Linked DNA regions of Homo sapiens: all the other regions are linked to region 2. The links are chromatin contacts, found by Hi-C or POLR2A ChIA-PET in ENCODE. All regions are on one chromosome and are shown on one strand. Each heading gives the region's core, a stretch centred on a gene start or an enhancer-like site at or near the end of the contact. The rest is flanking DNA. Distances are from core to core; before and after follow the strand shown.

Evidence for each region. Hi-C counts contacts between places; a loop is a spot of excess contacts on that map. ChIA-PET counts read pairs that join two places held with the same protein, here RNA polymerase II (POLR2A). Pooled maps may share reads with other maps.
Region 1: a loop to region 2 is called in a pooled map, with 4 times the contacts of the local background. The contact joins the promoter of NKX1-1 here to the enhancer-like site in region 2. A Hi-C loop is called at or near these places in 4 of 50 pooled maps. POLR2A ChIA-PET finds 5 or more read pairs at or near these places in 2 of 52 experiments (activated T-cell and endothelial cell of umbilical vein).
Region 3: a pooled map shows a loop between it and region 2 (2.7-fold over the local background). The contact joins two enhancer-like sites. A Hi-C loop is called at or near these places in 7 of 50 pooled maps. POLR2A ChIA-PET finds 5 or more read pairs at or near these places in 2 of 52 experiments (A549 and WTC11).

What each region holds. Positions count from the first base shown.
Region 1 is chr4:1,405,118-1,407,817 of GRCh38, reverse strand. It overlaps NKX1-1 (NK1 homeobox 1), which reads left to right and starts at 1,376. Exons shown (of 2, transcript NM_001290079.1): 1 at 1,376-1,838. The coding sequence starts at 1,376. RefSeq lists an enhancer at 1,425-2,015.
Region 2 is chr4:1,512,018-1,514,717 of GRCh38, reverse strand. No RefSeq gene overlaps it. Among named protein-coding and RNA genes, the nearest start is that of NKX1-1, 110 kb to the right of the region's middle. RefSeq lists an enhancer at 2,013-2,663. Within about 2 kb of position 1,342, at least 3 of the 41 ENCODE cell types and tissues checked have a DNase peak (open chromatin) inside an H3K27ac peak, as active enhancers do.
Region 3 is chr4:1,577,912-1,580,611 of GRCh38, reverse strand. It overlaps a transcript of FAM53A not described here. Among named protein-coding and RNA genes, the nearest start is that of FAM53A, 110 kb to the left of the region's middle. RefSeq lists silencers at 1-33, 214-273, 1,071-1,350 and enhancers at 1,732-2,604, 2,605-2,700. Within about 2 kb of position 1,256, at least 31 of the 41 ENCODE cell types and tissues checked have a DNase peak (open chromatin) inside an H3K27ac peak, as active enhancers do.

The DNA of each region.
Region 1 (2,700 bases), core at 127-2,626, 110 kb after region 2:
CACTGCCGGCGCCCACCAGGGTCCACCTGCGTCTGGCTGCTCGCTGCGTGGGCAGGAGGAGGAGGGAGAGGAGCGACCCGCCGGGGAGCTACCACGATCCCGCACTGGGACTCCGGACGCCAGGCCCAATCCTCGAGGGCCGAGGGCCGCGGGCCGCAGGGCCCTGTCCTGCAAACACCGCCGCTGTAGATAAAACGTACCCAAATAAAGACTCAGGCCGCGGGGCTTCCTATTTATCCAGATGTGGAGAAGGGGGCATTTGTCGTATTCTTTTTGGAAGAAACACACATTTTCTCCTTACTTGAAGAGGATCGATTTTATGTAGGCCGCCTGCTGTGTGTGCAATTTGTCGGTCCCCCTTTTGGGGGCGGGTTAAGAGGGACAAGCAGTCTCTCATTTTCGATTCCACTTCTAATGAGCGGCCCGGGGACCGCCGGCTCCGCCCCTCTGCTGGCACTCCAGGTCGGGCCCTAATTTGACGACGTGAAAGGGGCGGGCGTGGGAAGGGATGGAGGGGCACAGACCCTGAGCAAGAGAGACCCTGGAGACGCAAAAGGAGACCCCAAGCGGGAGCAAGTGAGAGAGGCGGGACCGAGACCCACGGAACGCGCGGGAGGGGGCTGCAGACCCGGCGGAGACTCGGAGAATCGCGCGTGAGAACCTCTCCCCCCATCCCCACCCCAACTGCCGAGGGGCGCCAGAGCTGTGGGAGCCTTCGGAGCTCAGGGCCCTGCGCGCTGGGGGCCCGGAGGAGAGGCCAGGCCAGTCACCGCATCCTGCGCCGGGATGTCCCAGCCAACTCTTGGCGCTCGCTGGCCCGCGCGCCCTGGGGTCGCTGCGGCCCCGCCGCAGATTGATCCCGCAATTATTTAAAAGCCGGGGCTGTCTCCTCCCCCTTAGCCAAGGAGGCTGGCGCGCCGTTTCCGGACGAGCGGAGGCGCAGCGACGCGCCGCTGACCACCACAGCCGCCTGCGGACCGCTCTGGGCTCCGGGCTGCGTGTCTGTTCGTCCCGCCCGGCGGCTCCGTCCGTGTGTCCTGTGCGGGGTCCGCCTCCTCGGCCCGGGACCGTTCGCAGCCAATTAGGCGCGCGCGCTAACGAGGGCGGCGGAGCCCCGCGGCCGCCTGCGGGCGCACGTGTGTTCGGCGTGTGGGCGCGTGGGCGCCTCCGGCGGGGCTGCCATAAATGCGCGGACCGGGCGCCGCGGGCGCCTAAGGCGGCGGCGAAGGCAGCACCGGCCAAGCGCAGGGCGCGGCGCCGAGAGCGAGCGGAGCAGCGGCCGCCTGCGCGGGGTCGTGTGGAGGTGCGGGGGCCGCCAGGGATGGGAGCCCAGTAGGTGGCGGGGCCCGAGCCGCCGGAGCGGCGGGAGGCCGGCATGAGCGCTAGCGGCCCCGAGGCTCCTGGGGACATTCCCGCGCTACCGCCGCCTCCCCAGCCAGGTTCGGGGCCCGCACCGCCCGCTCCCGCCGCCGCTGCCCAGGAAGCTATGGACGGGCGCGCCGAGCTGCCGGCCTTTCCCCGCGCTGGAGCCCCGCCGCTCGCGGCCAGCGACACTGTGCCTGCGGCGCCCGAGGGGGCTGGAGCGGCCCGGCCCGCAGCGCCCCTGCGCCCCACCTCCTTCTCGGTACTGGACATCCTGGACCCCAACAAGTTCAACAGCAGGAGGCGTCGTTGCGTGCTGCTGGGCCCAGTGGCTCCCGCTGCGTGCGCCCCTTGCGCTTCGGCCCCATGCGCCCCTGCACCCGCCGCCTCGGGACGCCCGCCACGCGCGGAGGAGCTGGAGCGCCGCGCCCTCGCCGGCGCCGGGGGAGTCGGAGCCGCCGGAGCTGAGCCGCCGAGTGAGTAGGATGCGCCCGGCACCAGGTCGCAGGGACGGGGGACCGGAGGCTTCTATGCGTTTACGACCCTGGGACACCGTGGCGAGTTGGGTCTGGCCCACGCCGAGGCTCCGTGGAAAGTTCGCTGAGCGCCGGGTCCGCACCAGCCCACCCGTGGCCTCCATCCGACCCGGACTGCAGGGCCTGCATCGCCAGGCTCCTCTGGAGAAGCTTAGCCGGGTCAGGCCCAGGGGCTGCAGGGCTGTGAGGCCGGTCCAGGGTTCGCCTCCGCGCGTCTCCGGCCTAGAAGGGTAGTTGGTGCAGGAGGCGAGGGGCCGCTCGCGGTGGCTGGCCCGTGACCTCCCCGCCCCCACTGTGCCCGCCCGAGGCCTCCCTCCCTCCCTCCTTTCTCCCTCTCTCTCTTTTTTTTTGGACAAATCAGACTAATTGTGACAAAACGCTGGTTATCGCTGGAAAAACAATTAAATCCCTTCGATTACAGTTAAGGGGAAATGTGCTTAGCGGCGGAAAGCGGCCGGTAATGGGGCGGCCCGCGCCCCCGGTCGGGTCGATATCCCATTACGGCGCGTGCATATCTCTTTCAAGCACCTTGCAAACTCCCCCCGAACATCTAAATTATAGGGTCAAAATTCGGATAATTACTCGATTAAAACCTATTACACTTATTAGGGGCCGCTATTGATCGCGAATTGCATTCGACCTGCTCCTGATTGCTTTTTGTGTCCCCTCCTCCTCCCTCCAACTTTCCGGCCCTACTGAAGCACAGGGAGGACAGCGCGGGGCGGACCGGGCTGGGCCGCGGCCACCGGCTCTGCGCCTGGAGGCTGCGGGCCGCACCTGCGCGGGGCCTCTTCCGGGTCGG
Region 2 (2,700 bases), core at 93-2,592:
CCATCATTGTCATCACCACCACCATCACCACTACCTTTATCATCACCACCATCACCATCACCATCACCATGACTACCATTACCATCATCACCACCATCACCACCACCATCATGACCACTACCACCACCATCACCTCAGTGTCACCACCATCACCATCATCACCATCACCACTATCACCACCAACCACCACCACCATCACTACCATCACTACCACCATCATTACCAACATCACCTCCATCATCATTGTCACTATCACTATCATCACCACCATAACCGTCATGACCATTACCATATCACCATCATCACCATCACCACCATCACCATCATGACCATCACCATCAACTGCCATCACCATCAACCACCATCACCATCATCACTACCATCACTACCACCATCATTACCAACGTCACCTCCATCATCATTGTCACTATCACCATCATCACCACCATAACCATCATGACCATTACCATATCACCATCATCACCATCACCACCATCACCATCATGACCATCACCATCAGCCATAACCATCATCACCATCACCATCATCATCAACCATCATCATCACCACCAGCATCACCATCATCACCATCACCACCACCATCATCCTCATCACCTCCACCATAGCCATTGCCATAATCATCATCTCCTTTCTTCCTGGTCCACAGCTCTTTTCACATCTGGTCTCTTAATAATCAGAACAGTCATGCAAGAGGAGGAAACTGGGACTCAGAGCTGGAGCAACTTCCTTACGGCCACCCAGCAGACATGGCAAAAACCGAGCTGAGGCCAAGTCTGTCGAACTCCAGCTGCTCCAAGGCTCAGGACAGGCGTGTGCTGGCCCATGTTCCCTGGAGGGCTCTTTAGTCCAAGATGGAAGAGTATGGCCACCCAGCTGGGACCAGCAAAGAGAGGTAGGAAGGGTGGGGTGATGAGGGAAGAGCTTCCTCCCAGCCTCACCCTTGAGCCTCAAGGACTGCTTTCCAGAGACCCGGCTCAGGCAGCCCTCACTCCCCAGACCCCCTCCATGTTCTGGTCCTATAAAGAAGGCCGGGCTCAGGCAGCCCTCACTCCTCAGTCCCCCTCGCTGTTCTGGTCCTATAAAGAAGGCCGGAAGCCCGGGCCCTGCCGGGGTCAGCAGGGGTGCCTGTGTGGGCAGCCTGGGGTGTGGGGAGCCAGACCATTTGTGAGTGTCCAGGCTGAACATGACGTTCAGTGTCCAGAGAGGCTGCAGGCGACGGCGCCATGATGGGAGAAGAGGCTGGCGGGCAGGGACTTGGAGGGCGGGGACCTCCAGGCGGGCTGCGGCAGCGGGAAGGGGCCCCAGCGGCTCCGGCGCCGCGCACGGGAGGGGAGGGCCCGCCGCCAGGTGGCGCCTCGCCCTGCTCCACCGATGTGGCCGCGGCTCCCAGCTCCCGGCGGCCCGGCCCCGCCGCCTCCCCACGGCCGCACCTTGCACCGGCACCGCGGATGGGCCCAGTTTCTACGGCAGCGGCGGTCGGCAGTCGGGCTGGGGCTGCCAGCGCGGGCCGCACCCTAGGGCGCACCCCGCTCATGCGCTCCACAGCGCCGCGTGCCCTGCGGCCGTGCTGGGACCCTCCTGGGGCGGTGCTGGGACCCTCCTGGGCGGTGCTGGGACCCTCCTGGGCGGTGCTGGGACCCTCCTGGGCGGTGCTGGGCGGGTCGGGGGGAGGGGGTGCGGGGGCCGGGCTGGGGCCGTGCTGGGCTATGCTGGGGCCGTCCTGGAGCTGTCCTGGGGCCCTGCTGGGCGGCGTTGGGCTGTCCTGGGCTATGCAGGGGACGTCCTGGGGCGGTGCAGGAGCCGTGCTGGGGCCGGGGCTGGACCCGTGCTGGGCTGTCCAAGGCTCGGGGACTGCCCGCACTGGCGCTGCCCCAGGGACCTGGTCCCTGACCCCTGGCTTCCCCGCTGAAGCCCGCCTGGCAGGCCTGTCGCCCCCACGGACATCGGCCCGGACCTGTGGCGCGCTCGGTCCCCATCAGGCCTGACAGTGTGGCCCTTTACCCAGGGCCGCTAATTGATAACACTTAATTAATCTGCCCAGGAGAGAGATCAAATGGGGCTGGGTCCCGGCGGCCGTGTATTGACCCGGTTATTTCAATTAACCGCGGGGCCAGGGACTGCTCTGCTGAGCCCACCCCAGCTGCCCCCGGCCCGATCCCCGATCTGTCTGCGGCCCAGGCCCCACCCCGGCGCCCCGCTCGGGGTCCATGGCCGGCAGCTCCAGGACCGCAAGGCTGCGCCTAAAGGAGCTGCTGCTTGCAATTAACTGCTTTATTTAGGGCATTTTTTTTTTCTTCAAACAGCAATTAGATTTCTGTAGGCTTTGGAGAAAGCAAATGACCAGCAGCAAGACACCTTATAAATCAGGCCCTGAGGGTGGGCGAAGCCCCACTTTGGCAGGTGGCTGGCTGCCCTGCAGGGGCGTGGATGGGAGGGCTGCGCCCAGAACTCCCTCGGGGCCTGTGTGGGCTGGAGCCACGGTCTCTGCCCTGGAAAGGAGAGTTTCGGGAGGCCTTGGGTGCTGGCACCCTATTAAATTGCAAAGCACCCACCCTCCCCTGTCCCGCTACCCTGCCCTTCCTCCCTCATTCCCTCTCACCTCCCCCATCCACCCCCCACCCTTCCTCTCCTCCCTCTCTCCTTCGCCTTCCCTCTCCTCCCCTACTCCCTTCCTCCCTA
Region 3 (2,700 bases), core at 7-2,506, 66 kb before region 2:
GGCCTAGGCGGGAGGTGGGGCCCGAGGTAGGAGGCGGGGCCTAGGGCGGGAGGTGGGGCCCGGCTCCCTGAGTGGAGGCGGGGTCCGGGCGGGAGGCGGGTGGGGTCTGGGGCTCCGTGCACCCCGCGCCGGGGATGCTTTCTCCCTAGCTTGTTGCGCCGTCCGGTTCTGCCCCAGCCTTAGATCTCAGCTCTGAGCTGCCCTCACATCCCTGCAGATCTTTTCTGGCCACACTGGTGGCCCGCGGGGTATGGCTGCTTCCGTCTCGCGGCGTTGGCCTCCCTGACTGGCCGCCGGTGTAGGGCGCCGTGGGCGGGGTCCCTGGGGCGAGGCTGCCTGGCCTCCGCGGTTGGTTCGGCGGCCGCGGGGCTGCAGCTCCCGGCTCGCACTCCATCATCGACGGATGACAGCGGGAACGGTGGGAGTTCATTACAGGGACCATGAATTGTTGGAGGTAATTTAGATTACAATTTAAAGTTTAATTTAAAAATCTATCAACAAATGTGAAAGTACTGGAGGAACATTTTAAAATGCACTTTAATCTCACCAGCACAAATAGCTTCTCGGGGCTCTAAACATCATCACCTGGAAAAACAGTAAAACTTTACTGCATCTTTAATTAAATTACAAACACAAAGGATAATTAACTTTTTTATTTTTATTTTATTCCTGCCATTGTTTCTCCTTCGAGTCAATATCTTCCGGCTGCAGGAGCGGCTGTTAGGAGGAAGTTTACGGCGAGGCCTGATGGGTGGATGCCCCGGGGCGGATGCTCGGCCCCTGCGCCCTCCCTGCGGGCCCCGCAGCGCTGGGGCCGCGCCCCTTCGTATCCCCACAGCGCGGACACTCCTGGCCAGCCCGTGGCGGGAGGCGCCCTGGGGACACGCGTGGCCGTGGCTCGCGGGTGTCGCGTGTGCTCACCTCGGACCTGGGCGTTCTGAGTCGTAACTCACTCACGCCTCGCAGCGGCGCTGGGAGGCAGCCCCACCCCCTTTTACAGGCGGGGAAACGGGGGCTCAGAGAGGTCGGGCCATCCGCCCTGGTCACACAGAGGCTGCGTCACCGGCTGACTCGAGCCTGGCCCCACCCGTGCGCGTTGCACTTCTGGGTGCTGGGCTGCGGCCCAAGCCTCCTCCCCAGGACGCGGGGCTGGGACAAGGGGGCGAGTGCGGAGGGCGGGGGGGTGGCGCAGGCGCCCACGCAGGGGCTTGACATGCCGGTCCCCATGGGGTAGTAGACCGTGGGGGCCCGAGGGCGGCCGGGGTAGGGAGGGGCCTCCCACGAGGGCCGTGGGCGCAGCGGCAGGGCCCAGCCGAGGCCACCAGGGGGCGCCCAGCAGGCGCGGGCGGGGCCGGGGGCCGGGGCTCTGGCTGGGACCCTCGGGCGGGGATGGCGGCTAGGGGCGGGGGCGCGCCAGGGCAGGGAGGGCAGGGGGGGCAGGGGCCTGACGGGAGCCCCTGGAGGCGCAGCCGCCTCCGGGCTGGTCGGATTCGGGAGCGCTCGGGAGGGGCGTCCAGCAGCGCTGGGAAGGGGACCTCGATTCCGGCCTGGAGGGCGGGCGGTGCAATGGGGGGAGCGCCCCGGCTCTGCGCCTGCGGGGGTGGGGGGCCTAGGGGTGTCGCAGCCGGGCCGCGCCCTTTCCCGCCTGCTCTGCCTCGAGAGGCGACCCCTCTCCTCCCCCTCTTCTCTCCCCTCCCCCTCTTCTCTCCCCTCCCCCTCTTCTCTCCCCTCCCCCTCTTCTCTCCCCTCCCCCTCTTCTCTCCCCTCCCCCTCTTCTCTCCCCTCCCCCTCTTCTCTCCCCTCCCCCTCTTCTCTCCTCTCCCCCTCTTCTCTCCCCTCCTCCGCCCCTTCCCTGCCCTGCCCTCCCCTCCCTTCCCTGGTGACGGTGGGAGCTTTGGTTCGCTGCTTGCCTCCTCCGAGCCTCGTTGTCTGCAGAGGGCGGTTCGGGGTAGGGGGGTCGCGACCTCGTAGGTGGGCGTGGAGGGCAGGGCGCTTCCCATGGGGACCTGCAGAGTCTAGTGGGTCTGTCGCGCTCACGACAAATCTTCTGCCCCCAGCAAGGCCCGTGTGATGCCCTCTCCCCGTAACTGAGGGTCCCCTCACCTCCTACCCCCACACGTTCCTGCAGAGCTTCCAGGCCACACCGGCTCTCACGCCAACGCTCGCGCCCTTCTACACACCGGGTGCGGGCACTAGCGCACGCACCGCTGTCCCCAAGGCTGGTCGGCCCCTCCTGCCTGGCACGCCCGCCCCTGGCACTTGCACGCAGACGGGGTGCAGGCCACCCGGGGTGTTCAGTTTTAGTGCAGTGGCTGCTTAATTATTGGTTAATCTAGCAATTTAGCATGCTTCATTTAATTCTAATTAGGAGAATTAATAGGCAGGGAATAGCGATTTCAATAGACTGGCACAAAACAAAACCTAGCCTGGACATCGTGCCGGTCTGGGGGCCGTGTCCAGGCTTGGGGGGGGCCTGGGGGTGTTGACAGCCAGGACTGCAGACCTTCCCAGGCGCCTGAAGGTCGTGGCAGGGGAAGGCGCTCAGGGCAGGCAGGAATCGCAGGCAGGAATCGTGCTGTGGCTGCTCACCCCGGCCTGCAAGGGCAGCCAGGTCAAGGGCATGGGGAGAACCCCCAGAGCATCCCCGGGCAGCACCCCCACAGCCCCCCACCTGCACCCCCGCAGCCCCTCACCTGCAGC